5 separate regions of the Homo sapiens genome follow, and all the other regions are linked to region 2. A link is a contact called in ENCODE Hi-C or POLR2A ChIA-PET data. All regions are on one chromosome and are shown on one strand. Each heading gives the region's core, a stretch centred on a gene start or an enhancer-like site at or near the end of the contact. The rest is flanking DNA. Distances are from core to core; before and after follow the strand shown.

Region 1 (2,700 bases), core at 161-2,660, 3.5 Mb after region 2:
ATAATTCATCTTCTTCTGCTCCTTCATGCTCAAGGTCTCTCACTTCCCTTGTTTTAGGGTCTGATTTGTTCCCAGCCTTTCTCGGGGCTCTTGTAGGCTTAACATACACACCCCTGTCTCCAGCGCAACCTCTTACCAGGATACAAAGTTCCTATTTCTTTGCAGTAACAGGAAAAATGTCCTCAGACACACTGTCTTGCCTCTTTAGAGATAGTTCCTTCTTACGGTAGAAAACCTATGACAAAAGTGGAGGTGGTAGATTTGTGAACTCACTGTGCTCTAACCATCCTAGTAAGGGTTGGTTGGGCAAGAATCATCCATGGGTACCAAGTGTCAGAGGAATTTTGAGAAATGGAATACTCCTATAGTCTCAAAAGGTCTCTCCACCGATTGCATATTAGTCAAAAAGGGGAAAAGTAGTAACTACACAGTATTAGTATAAAGAGATGTCACTTTGACAGTGTGATCAAAATTAACATTAGCAATAAGGAACAGATGGATGTCACATGCCTCTGGATGTGTGCATGGAGAGGGAATGCCATCACTTATGAGTATCCCCGCTGGGATGCATAACCTGAATCTGATCATAAAAAAGCATCAGACAAACCCACATTAAAGAATATGCTACAAGGGGCCTGTGTTCATTAAAAATGTCAGTGTCGTGAAAGTGGGAAAGACTGAAGAAAGTTCTGAATTAAAGGGAATTCAACAGACACAATTGCTAAATGGACCAGATCCTGTTTTGAAGGGAAGAGCACTTGCACATTATTATTATTGGGACAATGACAAATATGGCATATTAAAATGTAGATTAGATGAAAATATTATAACATTAAATTTCCTAAATGAAATACCATTGTGGTTAAATTATTTAAAAGAATATTCTTAGAGAATACACATTGAAATATTAAAAAATAAAAGAACAGGATGTAGCTAATCTACTTTCAAATGGTATAGAAAACAATAATTTTAGAATGCATAATTCACACACATACATGTTTGTGTATGTATGTATGTGTGCATTACTATATTTAACAATATTTGAAAGAGAGAATAGGAAAAAATAGAGGATAAAAAAGCAAATGTGGCAAAATGTTAAAACATGGCGAATCTGAAAAAAAGCATATACAGAAGTTCTCTAGAGGCTGTTTTTTTCCAGCAATTCAATGAGCTTTAGGAGTTTAAACAAATTGAAGTTTCTATTAATAGCTAGCAATTACTGTGTGCCCATGCTTTGCTATGGATTGTCCTAGGCAGATCACTGGCATTCTTTCTAAGCTTTTTCGTAGCTGTAGGTGTGGAAATTGTGTTTTCATTTTCATTTTGAGATATGAGGAAACTGAAACAGGATATGCACCCCACAGGAAGTGGCAGGGTCATAGATTTGAATTCAGACCTGGCTCACGTCTCCGCACAATAGAATGAGACAGTGCATGTGATGCCAGACAGGAAGAGGTAAGGTTCCAGCCTTTAGGGGCTCGTAGGGGCTCACAGCCCATAGGGAGAGTAGAGAGGGAAGACAGACAAGTAATTGGGTACATAGTGTGGTGTGGTAAGCAAAGTTAAATATAGTTAATTCTTTTTTTTTTTTTTTTTTTGAGATAGAGTCTCACTCTGTCACCCAGGCTGGAGTGCAGTGGCGCGATCTCGGCTCACTGCAACTTCCACCTTCTGGATTCAAGCAATTCTCCTGCCTCAGCCTCCCACATAGCTGGGACTATAGGTGTGTGCCACCCGCCTGGCTAATTTTTGTATTTTTGGTAGAGATGGGGTTTCACCATGTTGGCCAGGCTGGTCTTGAACTCCTGACCTCAAGTGATCCCCGTGCCTCGGGCTCCACAGTTAAATTCTTCTAAACTTAATTAGTAGAACACCTACTGGAGGTTGTTGTCATGCCAATCTCTTCTGCTACTAGAGACACATGTCCTGTCCTCCCAGAACTTACACTGAAGTGGATGTGACTGATGCTACAGTACATAACTGCTGAGGTAGCACATAATAGTGAAATTTTATCCAGACTACGAGGCTAAGGTTGGCTTCCCAGAGGGGATGTGAGTGTTGCCTTACTTGATTTTCAGAGACAGAATAGCCTGTGAAATTTCATTCATCCCTGAGTTCTAAAGACTTGGCATACAGGAAATTCACTAGCTGTTGAATCTGGAAAAATGATATACATGTTTTCTCTACTGTGCAGAGTCTATACTATTCTTGAATGAATGAATGAGTGAATGAGTTCCCTTCTGTGATTCCTAAGGAACCCAGGGCAATGAGGTCTTCCAGGATGTCAGCCTCTCTGTCATCCTTCCAGGTCACAAGAAAGAGCCAGCAGGTTTCAGCAAGCCGTTCCCTGGCTGATCTGGTGGTGAGAAGAATTTGGGGGTGGCGGCATGGTGACTAGCCACAGCCAGGGCAATTCCTGCACTCCCTGGCTTCCGTGTCTAGCTTTCAGGTTAGAGGAAATGCTTTATCAAGAAAAGCTACTTTGTTCTCTCTTGTTCTCTTTTATTTTTTTCCGAGTTACTCATCACTTTTTCAGTCCCTTATTCTCAGAGGAGAAAACAAAGCCACCTTCTTGAAGCTGTACCTTAGGTATTATTCTTGCCAATGCCTTGCAAAGCCAGCAGCCCAAGTGCTTTGCAGGTCAGATACAAGGGCCCTTTACCTTCAAAGATTAAAATCAGCATAGCAACAAAACATGAG
Region 2 (2,700 bases), core at 86-2,585:
GTGCCGAAGCCGGGCAGCGGCGGCGGCGACGCGGAGCCGCCTCCCCCTCCGCCTCCTGGGGGCCCCCCGCCCCCGCCGCCGCCGCCGCCGCCCGGGTGTGGAAGGTCCGGGCTCTGCAGGCTGCTGAAGGCGCCCGCGCCAAGCGCACCTCCGGGCAGGAGGTTACTGGGACTGTTGAGCAGAGGGTGGTTGGGGGACTCCATGGAGCCCGGCGCGGGGTTCACCGGCGTCGAGGAGGCCAAGCCCGCATTGGGGGACTCGGCGGCGCTGCCCTCGCCCGCGGCTGGGGTCTTGCGAGGGCTGCCCGCGCCTCCGTGGCGGCGCCGCGGGGCTGCAGGCGGCGAGGGAGGGAGCTGCGGGAGCGGGGGCAGGTCTGCCGGACGCTGCCGCGGGGCGAAGTCCTGCGGCGAGAGGTGCTGCTGATGCAGGAGGCTGAACTGCTGCGGCGGCTGTTGCTGCTGGCGCTGAGCGAGCTGCGCCGGCTGGAGGAGCGGGCCGGCTGGCGGCGGCGGCGGGCTGAACCGACCGGGGCAGTGGAGCGGCGGAGGCGGCGGCGGCGGCTTCGAGTCCGGAGGGTGGGGAAGGTGGGGAGGGCTGAACTCTTTCCTCTTCTGGCTGCTCAGCTGCTGCTGCTGCCGCTTACTGAAGTCCTGCGGGGAGGAGGTGCGGCAGCAGCAGCAGGAGGAGGCGGAGGAGGAGGAGGGGTGGTGCAGACTCGGTTTGAAGTCCTGGGAGGGGAGGAGGTGGGTCACACCCGCGATCGTGCCGCCGCCGGGGTGGTGGTCGGGGAGTTTCTCCGTGGCCGCCGCCCCCGAAAGCGGCCGCGCCGGCTGCTGTGTCAGCCCCAGAAGCAGCTCATCCTGCATGGTCTGCTGATGCGCCAGGAACGGGGAGGAAGAGGAAGCGGCGGCGGCCGGGCTGCCCGCGCCGCCGCCGAGGGGGACGGAGAAGGGGGAGGCGGCCTCTAAGAAGCCGGTGACAGGCAACGGTGGTGGCGACAGTGGGCCGAAGGGCGTGGCGGAGGGCAGCGGGTTGACGGACCCCACGGCGTAAGGACCATACGCCTCGCCGCAGAACAGGGGCCCAGGACTGCTACTTCGGAGCGGGGCGGTCTGCAGCACCCCAAACCCGAAATCCCTCATTTATCAGGCCGCCGGCAGCGGGAGGAGACGCTCCTCGTCCCCTGCCCCACCTAGGAAGCCGCCGGCGCTGGGGTTGCGCGGCCGTGGTGGAAGGAGGGGGAGTCAGTGAGAGAGGGACACCGTGACTGAGCCAGGGGGCACCGACTTCGGCCCCACCACCCCTCGCGGCGATCGCCGCCGCCGCCGCCGTCGCAGTCGCCGTAGCCGCCCTGGCCGCTTAAGAACCCCGGAACGTGCGTCAGCGCCACCTCACAATCGCGCCGCCCCCCGCGGTGCGTCCCGGCACGCGCGGGCGCGAGGCCACCGCGTCCCCGTCGCCCCTCCCCGCCCCTCATTACTATGCAGACGCAGCCGAGGGCGCGCTCGCGCTCCCGGGAGGGCGGGAGCGAGCGGCGTGTCCCGTTGGGTCTCTCCGCTCCCGGGGAAATGGACAGGCCGGTTGGGGTGGGGGTCGGCTGGCAAACAGTGGTCGGGAGCATTGGGCGGGCGCGCGCACGAGGGCAAGCACGCGCGGGAGGGAGGGACGGTTCCTGGGCAACGGCCCCTCCTTGGCGCGGGATCCGCGCAGAGTCTGCCTGGGTCGCACGCGTCTCCGCCCCTCGCGGTGCCTCCTCCTTCCTGTCACCTCGGTTCCGCCCTGGGTGGGGAGAAGCCCTGCTGCACCACTCGGGCTTCCCAGAGCGGGGCTGGCCCGCGGGGGAAACTGAGGCCCGGGACCCCGACCGGCGCCTGCACTGTGCGACCCGCGTAGAAATAGGCGCCCGAGGGGCCCCCAGCGCAACGCGGGAGCCCGGCCCAGCCCGGGGGTCCTGTGGTGAACTAGCGTCTGGGCTCTGCCGGCTTGAAGTCCGCTGAGCGCCTCGCCGCGCACCTCTAGACCCCGAGTCCCCGATCTAGGGCCTCCTTGTAGCCCTAGGTAGCGCCCTCTAAGCTTGTTTCTGTTTTTAGGCGCTGGTAGGAGTGCTGTCACCGACGTCGTAGAGCCGCCGAGGGTGTTTCTGTAGGGTAAACATGAAGCCTCGGCTATATTCCAGGCATTTTCACTTGGGTAAGAAGGAACAAAGTCCCTGGAACAAACACGCTCCGCGTGGTTATTTACACACTCGGATGCGTGGAACGGGTTCCACGGCGAGCTCCCATAGTAACCCCGGGCCAGCTCCGCTTCATAAAAGCCTTTCGTGTGCCATCAGGGCTGCAGCGTGGGACTCCTCCCCACCACATTCATTCCGGCGTCCCCGCCCCTTCCCCCCAGGGAGACTCTAATTTATTCCTAAGCTTTATGAATTTTCAAGGGAGAAATAGTTCTTACATCAGGGAAAAAAGGAGGTTCTGACTCAGCAGCAGACTTGTTGAGACTTGCAAAATGGAAGGGAGAGAGCTTTCCATGGTAGAGCTCTTTAGAAGCATTAGAGGAGGAACTAATCCTGTGTTTCCTTTTGTATAGAAACATTTTACATAAAGTATTTGAAGGTCTAGATAAAGAATAACAGAGTGATCCATACTACATGATGAGGTGAACTTTATGTTTCTGTTTTGTAATTTTAACTGTTTTGCTTGA
Region 3 (2,700 bases), core at 168-2,667, 4.9 Mb after region 2:
CACCTGTGTCATTGGGTCAAGGTTTGGAGCAGTCTTCCTCTGGGATAGTGGCTCTTCTGTGGGCGAGATTACAGGACACAACAAAGTCATCAACAGCGTGGACATCAAGCAGAGCCGGCCATACCGGCTGGCCACGGGAAGCGATGATAACTGCGCGGCATTCTTTGAGGGACCCCCATTCAAGTTCAAGTTCACAATTGGCGTAAGTGAACTTACTTTTTGGGTGAAATTTGTGGTTTGTACATGAGGCTAGCAGAGGCTGAGCCTGTTTAGATGCTGATGGCAGAGACCACAGCACATGCCACGTATGCCATGATACACAGAAGTGGGCTCCCAGGGGTGTGCAGAGAGAGGGAGGGCTCCCCCACCCAGCACTCGTCCTCCCCAGGCCCTCAGCTGGGCATGGATGGTTCCCACAAGGAAGGGCCCTGCCCTAGGATGATGTGTGCCTGTCGGGGATTGGGGCAGGAATGTCCCTGACCGTGTAACCAGGCAAGCATCTGGGGCTGGAGGTGCTCATTAGAGAGGGGAGCCTGCAGGGCCTGCTGTTAGCTGAGCCACCAAAGTGGCAGAGGAAGGGAGCTTGCGGGACATCCAGATTGGTCTCTCCTAGAGACAGTGAGGGCAGTGATGCGCCTGCAAAGTGACAAACGGTTAGAAGACTGAAAGATACTTTGTGGAAGAAATGTGCCAGAAATGCGGCAGGCTTTGGGTGTAGCTGGCAGCATCTCAGAGGCCCATGCCGTGCATGCGCCCCGCCTTAGGCACCCAGGCCTTGCCAAGCCTCCTCACTTCTCCCTTCTGCAAGACGGGGGTGTGCCGGGGCCAGCAGCATCTGAGGGTTTTGACTATGAATTTGAAGTAGGAGAGCCACCTGGCAGGTCTGGAGCATCTGTGATGCCCATTTTCCTGCCCCAGCTTTGTAGGAGTGAGGGGAGGAGCCCAGCAGCCAGTCTCAGCACAACCCCACGGCTCTGCCCTGGCTTTCCCCATCCCGCTTGTGCTTGCGCTGAGGATGGACAAGAACAATGGACCCGGAAATGCACATTTTAGGGACTGTTGATGTCCTTGGAGGAGGTTGTGTTTGCAGATTGGACCAAGTTCTCGGGACTCCTCTTGGAACCGTCAGTGGTTTCACTGTCTGCCTCATGGAGGATTAATGAGATCATGTCCTTAAAGTGGCTCAGTGAGGAGCACTGTCCATTTTAGTGACATCATGCCATGAATCATAAATAGCCTGCGCAGTGCAGCTGGAAAGGGCGAGGACGGGACCCACAAAGTGAGCAGAATTTCCAGAGACTGTTCTTGGCTTAGGGTACAGGAGGGGGCTTTCCAAGGATGCCCCGTTCGTAGTGAAACAGGCTTCATTTTGTCACGGAACCGCAGGCTGAGCTGGGCCTGGCTGGGCAGGTGAAAGCATAGGGAGGCTCCCTGTATGCAGCTGAACACGCGGCAGCTCTCAGACTCTGCTCTTGTGGCTACCACCTAATGGGTAGGTAGTGGAGACCTGGCTATTTTGGGAGCTGTATTGAAGGCTGTGGCTTCAGGCCATGTTTCTTCGCTAGGGTGGAGGCACTGCAGAGCAGGGTGAGTAATGCTGAGTCAGCTGCACACCCCATCTCAGCCCAGGGCAGGAGGAAGCAGCTCAGAGACTTCTGTGGTAGCTAGAAGCCGGCTGTGGGTGGGGGCTCCTTGGCCTGCCCTGGGAGGGATCATTTCCACTCTGCAGCTGTGCATTAAACCCAGCACAGGGTGCTCAGCAGGGTCAGGGGCACCAGTTTGTTCCAGGGGTGGGCTGGAGCCTGTCTTCTTCACCAGGCTGCTGTGCCCCTGTGTGCTTGCTTGGGGACTTGTCCAGAACATTCTTTCTCTTTAGTTGTCCTTTCTAACTTCAGAAAGGACTTCACCCCACTGCCCTGGCCCAGGAGTGTTGGGTACAAATGTCTGCCCAGCTAGCCCAGCTCCAGGGTGGGTACCACCATGTGTCTTGAAGTCTTTTGTGGAACCCACAACCATGGGCCCTGCCTGAGGACCTGGGAGAAATAGAAAGGGCTGTGGCCTGGCACAGAGCTAGGTGGCTGTGCCCCCCTCGGGTGAGTCATGCCTCTGGGCCCTCCCGGAAACAGGGTGACAGTGACCCTTGCGTGCTGCACCCTCAGCCACAGGGAGGGTGTGAGAGGCAGCAGTGACCATCCACATGCTCAGGAGACATGTGCGGACTCAACTGCCCACGCATAGGAAGGACAGGAAGGGTGCTCAGGGACCCCACACCTGCCCCCAAATACCTTCTGAGTTGCAGATACACTTTGGTGTGTATCTGCACTTAAGCCCTCCGGACCCCAGAGGAAAGCTGCGGTCGTGCTCTCCATGACCAACCCCAAGACAAAGGGAGCGCGTGCAGGCTGGGGGAAGTGAGAGGAGGTGTGAGTGCTAACATGAGGCCCAGCCACAGTCAGCTTTGAGGACATGGTGGGCTGAGCATCGCTGGGCTTCCTCCCGTATGTGGGCTCTTCTGATGTGGTCGGAAAGCCTGGGATGTGGAAGTTCTCAGGAATTAATTGAGCCTGTTATAGTAAAAGATTTTAAAACCATATGTGGGCATTTTTTATTTTAGAGGGAATTAAGTTCCACTTGCTGTGAAATCCACATAGCAGTGGTCTTTTTTCCCCAGATCTTTCATTCTGCAGCACATGACGGCTG
Region 4 (2,700 bases), core at 169-2,668, 4.9 Mb after region 2:
TGCCAGCAACTACTTCAAGGGCAGTTAACCGTGCTTAAAGACGCCAAAAGCATCCATCTCCCGCTTACAACAACATTTAGCTACCCCCCACCCACGTACTTTGCTTTCTCCCACTTTTACAACCCTCCCACCCCCAGAGCCCCGAGGGAAAGCTTGTACCCATTCTACTGAAAGATGAGACTAGAAACTTGTACACTTCACAGCGCCTGCTCTCCAGCTGAGCCACTACCCGGGTTTTACAAGTGGGGCTTGTTTTGCTTTCTTAGGAAATAACCTTTAACTTCCTTAAAAGCAGCAGCGCCCCCACCCCCACTTTTGCCTTTCAAAAGCTAAACTTTTGAGAAAAAGCACGAGTTCAGGCCTAACAAAGAGTAACCCTTACGTTCTTGTTGCCAGTAACTACTTCAAGAAAAAGCACTTAACCGTGCTTAGAGAAAGACGCCAACAGCATTCCTCTTCCACTTACAACAACATTCAGCTACCCGCCCGCACCCCGCCAAATACTTTGCTTTCTCCCACTTTTACAACCCTCCCAGCCCCCAGAGCCCCAAGGGGAAAGCTTGTACCCATCCTACTGAAAGATGAGACTAGAAACTTGGACACTTTACAGCCCCTGCTCTCCCGCCACAACTGAGCCACTACCCTGGTTTTAGGAGTGAGACTTGTTTTGTTTAGGAAATAACCTTTAACTTCCTTAAGACCGACAGCTCCCCCATCCCCCACGCCTTTTTTGCCTTTCAAAAGCTCAACTTTTGAGAGAAAAAGCACGAGTTCAGGCCCAACAAAGAGTAACCCCTACGTTCTTGTTGCCAGCAACTACTTCAAGCAAGGGCACTTAACCGTACTTTAAGAAGACGTAAAAAGCATCCCTCTCCTGCTTACAAAACCCGAGCAGGAGGACTGGCGGCTGGGCAACGCCCGGGACCGGTCAAAAAGGAGAGGCCGGGGAGCGCCCGCCACGCAACGCGGTCACAGGTACAGAGAGGTTTTTCCAGACCCCCACCAAAGCCCGCCAGTACTTTCAGCGTCTTTAAGACCCCCCCGCAAATAAACTTCCTACAGCCCAGCTTCTCCTACAAGCTAGCAACAGAAAGGCACCCACCCCCCGACTCCCAGAAGCATTCTGACGCGGCTGCTTGTCTGCGCCGCCTTTTCAAGGGCCCGCGGGGCGTGCTATACGTCACTTCCGGGGCGGGGCGAGCAAGGCGGAGGCGGGGCCGGGGCCGGCGGGGGAGGGGAGCGCCAGGTCCGCGCAGGCTCGCCGGGACCGCAGCCGCCGAGCCGAGCGCTTGACTATATATGGTCAAAGCTGGGGGCGAGCCGCGCGCGGGACCGCGCTTCCGGGTTCGGGGCGTCCGCAACCACAGCGCGCAGGGCAGGCGCGAGCTGGCCTCTGAGCCCCGGCCTCGGACCGCCCACTCCACTCCCGGCACGCCCGGTGCCGCCTTCCGGCTCCAGTCCCCGGGCTCGGCCTCGGCGAGGTGTAATTCGCAGCGCGGGCCGGCCCCGGAGGCTCTCGGCGAGCGCGGCGCGGTAACAAGTGGGCGAGGATGCCGTACGAGATCAGTAAGTGCCGCGGCGCGGGGCCCCCGAGCGGCCGCCGCGCTGCCCCGGCCCCGGTCCCCGGCCCCTAGGCGCCGTGCGGGTGGCGGGGGAGTCCTCGGCGCGGGGGAGGGGTGCGGGCGCCGGCCGGAGGCGTGGCGGGGCCGCCCTCGGTGGTGCAGGGCGGGACCCCCGACGGGGGGTGCGCCCCCAAGTTGGCGCCGTGGGCCGAGCCGGAGGAGCCCCGCTGCCCCCAAGGGCCTGGCCCGGGGCGCGGACCAGGAAGTCGCGCGGTTCCTGGCGCTCGTGGAAAGTGGAGGCCGCCCTCCCGGCGCAGTCAACAGGTGACCGGCCGAGACCGGTCCGGGGCTCCTTCTCCCTTCTGTCCCCGCCGTCCCCGCCCTGCCCTGACATGCCCCGCCGCATTTGTGTCTCCGCAGAGAAGGTGTTCGCCAGCCTCCCGCAGGTGGAGAGGGGCGTCTCCAAGATCATCGGCGGCGACCCTAAGGGCAACAATTTTCTGTACACCAATGGAAAGTGCGTCATCCTAAGGAACATCGACGTGAGTACCCCCTACCCCGGGCGCGGTTCTGCTCCGGAGCCACCTTGGGATGGGATAATTCGCCTTCCTCTCCACTTCTCACCTCCTGCCCATTGGCCCGGGGAGGGTGAGGGCGCCACGCCCCCTCTACCGGGAGCCACACCTCGGAGCCCCGGAAGCCGGCCTCAGATTCACCCAGGTCCTTGTCTGCTCCTTCTTGATGAGGAAACTGAGTCTTAGTTCGTTTCTGTCTACGGTCATAGCACCCTGAAAGCGCCGGATCGCCTCTGATCTTGGAAGCTAAGCACGGTCAGGCCTGGTTAGTACGTGGATGGGAGATTAGATTAGTTCATTCCTTAAAAGCAAGGGCTCCGGATTTGAGGGATCAGACTGACCCGGTCGGCCGCTGCGTGACCTTGAGAAGATTGGCGATTTGGGCATCTCTGAGCCCCAGTTTTCTCGTCTGTAAAACAGATGATGAGATGATGACCACTCTCGCTTCGCCTGCTGGCTGGGCAGATGGAATGAATGAGCTGCTGGCGTCCCTCAAGCCCAGCGGTGCCTGGTGCACTTTGAGCCCTTGCTGAATGGAATGGCACTCAGCTAACTCGCTGTTA
Region 5 (2,700 bases), core at 75-2,574, 4.5 Mb after region 2:
CTTTGAACTCTCTGGCATATTCTCTCTGATAGGTGCTATCTGCACATAAATGTGTTTTTCTGAGAAGAGGTTCCTTAGCTTTTCTGAGCCCTAGGAGATAGAAAACCAGGACCCTAGCAGCTCCCTGATCAGGACCGAGGTTAGGAGCACTGCAGCCTAGGGCAGGAAGAAGGATTTGCTCTCTGGGCTGCTATTTTCTCTGCCCAGCTCCTGATACTTTAGTGGTGGAGGTTTTGCCCAGCTGCTGGACTTGTGGCTGAGCCTGTCTTCTTCAACTCCGCTTCTCCGTGTGGCAGTACTGCCCAGGCCCACATCTCCTCCGTGCAGCATACTGGCCGCTGTCCGTGCACGCCGACCTTTGGCCGCCAACAGGAAGGTGATGGAAACCAGCCTTGCCCCGCCCCCGCCTCCAGAGCTTTGAAATAAACTTTAGCTGTTCATCCCGAAGAAACTGTACTTCCCAGTGACGCTGCTCCCATGCCTCAACCTGCCCCTGCTGGAGAGCTGTTTCACTTTGTGGGGAGTCACTGATTGTGCGGGACCTGGCAATATGGTCTTCTTCTTTCCTCTTAGAGGCTCTATTCTAAATATGTCTTCCTTCCGGACCGTAGATGCAGGTGTATCTAGAGGGCAGTTGGCTCGCCCAAAATAGCACCGAAGTCCAGGAGGCAGGAAAGAAACTCTGGCATTAAATGAGCTCACACCCTCTCCAGACTCCCACAGTCATTGTCCCCTCTGACCCTCGCAACGCCCAACTGCTAGAGGAGGCTTTGCGCCTCACATACGACCTTCCCCGTCTTCAGAAATGAAGACACTGAGAGAGGTCAGGGGACTTTCTCGCCAAGGTCCAGCAGCTAAGATGTAAAGGAGTAGGGAGAGTCAGGATTTGTACCCAGGACTTCAAGGCCATCTCCTTCACTGAAGCTCTCCAAGAAGACGAGTTTGGAGGCTGAGGACCTGAGCTCCTCTTCTCTCGCTTTCACTCACCCACTGCAGGACTGCAGGCTCCAGGGAGGCAGGCGCCAAGGCCGCCCTCCGCGGGACCCGGTACAAGGCAGGCGCCCCGGGATGGCAGACTGGGCCAGGACCGAAGCCGAATCCTTCTTTTGCCTGCGGCATGGCTAAATGTGGACCTCGCTCGCTACGGTGCGAACGTGTTGGGTCAAGCTCTAAGCCCAGAAGTGGGGCTCGGCTGGGTCTGAGGCTCCCCGCTCTGGACAGCTTAGAAGCCCGGCGGGGGCGGGCGCAGCCTTAGAGACCTCAGGCGCCGGCCTCGCTGGAGCCGCGCCGCCGCTTCACATTGCGCACGCGCGGGGCTGGCGCGGGCTCCGCCCCCCGGGTAGGGACCTACAGCGGGCGCGGCGCCGGCGGTCTGCGGCCGGCGGTGTAGACGCCCCTTCGCCGGGACCTGGCACCCGAATCCGGCCTGCCGGGTAAGTAGCTGAGCGGGAGGGCGAGGGCCCCCGGATCCGCGTGTACGTGACCGAAGCGCCAGCTGCGGCCGGGTCGTGGGGGCGCGCGGGGCGGGGGCCTGACGGGGCCAGGCCGGGGCGGGTCGAGCGGCCGCGGCCCCGCGTGCCCGCGCTGAGGGCTGGCGTCGTGGCAAGTGGCACCGGGTAGGCCGAACGCGGGCTCCGGCTGGTGGGCGTGGGGCACCGGCTGGGGTGGGGGCCCGGGCCGCGGCTTGGCGCGCGTTGAGCAGGTACGCGGGCCTGGCCTAGGGTCGGGGTCCGGCCCGGCGCCCCCAGCTCGCCTTTGTGCGCCGCGACCCCGCGGACTCGGCCGACGCGCCGGGGCGACCGAGGCGGGGGTGGCAGCGTCCCGCGGGGCCGTTCGTGTGGCGCCGCTGGCCCGGCCTGCGCTCCCCGCCCCCAGCGTTATGAAGGATGCCTCCTCCGAGGGCTCCTACCGTCCGCGCCGAGCAGGAAGTGTCGTCAGGAGGCCATTTTTAAAGCCTCCTGCGGGCCTCGGAGCTGAGCGTTGACGGTTTTGGTTTTCTTCGGTTGGAAGAACCCCGGCCTTCCCTCGCGGCGAGCGGGACGCGCCTGGGAGACGACGATGCGCCCGATGCACCTGGCCTCGTCCTCCGAGCGCCCAGGCTCAGGCGCGCTCGCCTCGGATGCTGCCTGCCATCGGGGGAGCGTGCCGACAATAAACTCGAAAACCAGCCTGGCATTGTCTTTCCTTGAGAGGGTCAGGGGTGGGCTCGTCCATCGAGGTCCTGCGCATCTTTTACGGGGGGCGAGGACATAGGAGGTTGAGAAGAGATGGTGAAGGTTTGAATTGTTCCAAATGCTGATGTCATTGTGGGACCTCCCCATACCGGCCTGCCCGTCTTATCTTGGTGTCTTTGGGGTTTGGGGCTCTGTAAAGCCAAGAAATTGCAGGGTTCAAAAGAATGAAAGTTTCTTAACCAGAAAGGAAAAGCCAAAAGAGCGAACGGGAGAAAACACTTAAGTCTTTATAAGTTGGGTAGTTAATGTATCCCGTTACAATACCTCTGACTTTAAAAATTGTAATAATGAACGATTTATCAACGTAACATTAAAAAAAAAAACTACAGAGCATTATGTCCTATTTAAAAGTACAAATCTACGTAGCTAAACTCTAATGTTGTGTTAGACTCTTTAAACCATCTTAAGTTTAGACTTGAAATCACCAAGAATTAAGACAAACCTGGGTCTCTAGAAGCTTGCAGTA

What was found. A loop is a pair of places that touch in the nucleus more often than their neighbours do. ChIA-PET counts read pairs that join two places held with the same protein, here RNA polymerase II (POLR2A). Pooled maps may share reads with other maps.
Region 1: a map of CD8-positive, alpha-beta T cell shows a loop between it and region 2 (21-fold over the local background). The contact joins the enhancer-like site here to the promoter of CPEB2 in region 2. A Hi-C loop is called at or near these places in 2 of 168 maps with a recorded cell type or tissue (CD8-positive, alpha-beta T cell and naive thymus-derived CD4-positive, alpha-beta T cell), 1 of 37 single-sample maps with no recorded cell type and 9 of 50 pooled maps. POLR2A ChIA-PET finds 5 or more read pairs at or near these places in 1 of 52 experiments (naive thymus-derived CD8-positive, alpha-beta T cell).
Region 3: a pooled map shows a loop between it and region 2 (10-fold over the local background). The contact joins the enhancer-like site here to the promoter of CPEB2 in region 2. A Hi-C loop is called at or near these places in 1 of 168 maps with a recorded cell type or tissue (ascending aorta) and 14 of 50 pooled maps.
Region 4: a loop to region 2 is called in a map of OCI-LY7, with 16 times the contacts of the local background. The contact joins the promoter of WDR1 here to the promoter of CPEB2 in region 2. A Hi-C loop is called at or near these places in 7 of 168 maps with a recorded cell type or tissue (CD4-positive, alpha-beta T cell, CD4-positive, alpha-beta memory T cell, OCI-LY7 and 3 more), 17 of 37 single-sample maps with no recorded cell type and 26 of 50 pooled maps. POLR2A ChIA-PET finds 5 or more read pairs at or near these places in 1 of 52 experiments (OCI-LY7).
Region 5: a loop to region 2 is called in a map of CD8-positive, alpha-beta T cell, with 8 times the contacts of the local background. The contact joins the promoter of ZNF518B here to the promoter of CPEB2 in region 2. A Hi-C loop is called at or near these places in 4 of 168 maps with a recorded cell type or tissue (CD4-positive, alpha-beta T cell, CD4-positive, alpha-beta memory T cell, CD8-positive, alpha-beta T cell and 1 more), 2 of 37 single-sample maps with no recorded cell type and 13 of 50 pooled maps.

Annotation. Positions count from the first base shown.
Region 1 is chr4:11,470,526-11,473,225 of GRCh38, reverse strand. No RefSeq gene overlaps it. Among named protein-coding and RNA genes, the nearest start is that of HS3ST1, 43 kb to the right of the region's middle. Within about 2 kb of position 1,410, at least 12 of the 41 ENCODE cell types and tissues checked have a DNase peak (open chromatin) inside an H3K27ac peak, as active enhancers do; they include CD8-positive, alpha-beta T cell, where a contact is called at or near this core.
Region 2 is chr4:15,001,116-15,003,815 of GRCh38, reverse strand. CPEB2 (cytoplasmic polyadenylation element binding protein 2) reads right to left here and starts at 1,335. Exons shown (of 12, transcript NM_001177382.2): 1 at 1-1,335. The coding sequence starts at 1,142. It overlaps CPEB2-DT (CPEB2 divergent transcript), which reads left to right and starts at 1,771. Exons shown (of 8, transcript NR_038857.1): 1 at 1,771-1,878; 2 at 2,091-2,190; 3 at 2,587-2,655. RefSeq lists silencers at 1-86, 187-336, 387-696, 1,197-2,056 and an enhancer at 2,297-2,346.
Region 3 is chr4:10,095,213-10,097,912 of GRCh38, reverse strand. WDR1 (WD repeat domain 1) reads left to right here. Exons shown (of 15, transcript NM_017491.5): 5 at 22-202. Among named protein-coding and RNA genes, the nearest start is that of MIR3138, 18 kb to the right of the region's middle. RefSeq lists enhancers at 1,192-1,681, 1,086-2,285. Within about 2 kb of position 1,417, at least 33 of the 41 ENCODE cell types and tissues checked have a DNase peak (open chromatin) inside an H3K27ac peak, as active enhancers do; they include ascending aorta, where a contact is called at or near this core.
Region 4 is chr4:10,115,517-10,118,216 of GRCh38, reverse strand. It overlaps WDR1 (WD repeat domain 1), which reads left to right and starts at 1,418. Exons shown (of 15, transcript NM_017491.5): 1 at 1,418-1,566; 2 at 1,983-2,104. The coding sequence starts at 1,551. LOC124900666 (a long non-coding RNA gene) reads right to left here and starts at 1,128. Exons shown (of 2, transcript XR_007058030.1): 1 at 1-1,128. It also overlaps the pseudogene RNA5SP155. RefSeq lists enhancers at 1-6, 87-186, 1,957-2,106, 1,757-2,561 and silencers at 1,107-1,226, 1,237-1,646, 1,727-1,876.
Region 5 is chr4:10,456,050-10,458,749 of GRCh38, reverse strand. It overlaps ZNF518B (zinc finger protein 518B), which reads left to right and starts at 1,324. Exons shown (of 3, transcript NM_053042.3): 1 at 1,324-1,433. RefSeq lists a silencer at 1,209-1,848 and enhancers at 1,979-2,138, 1,401-2,216, 2,199-2,258.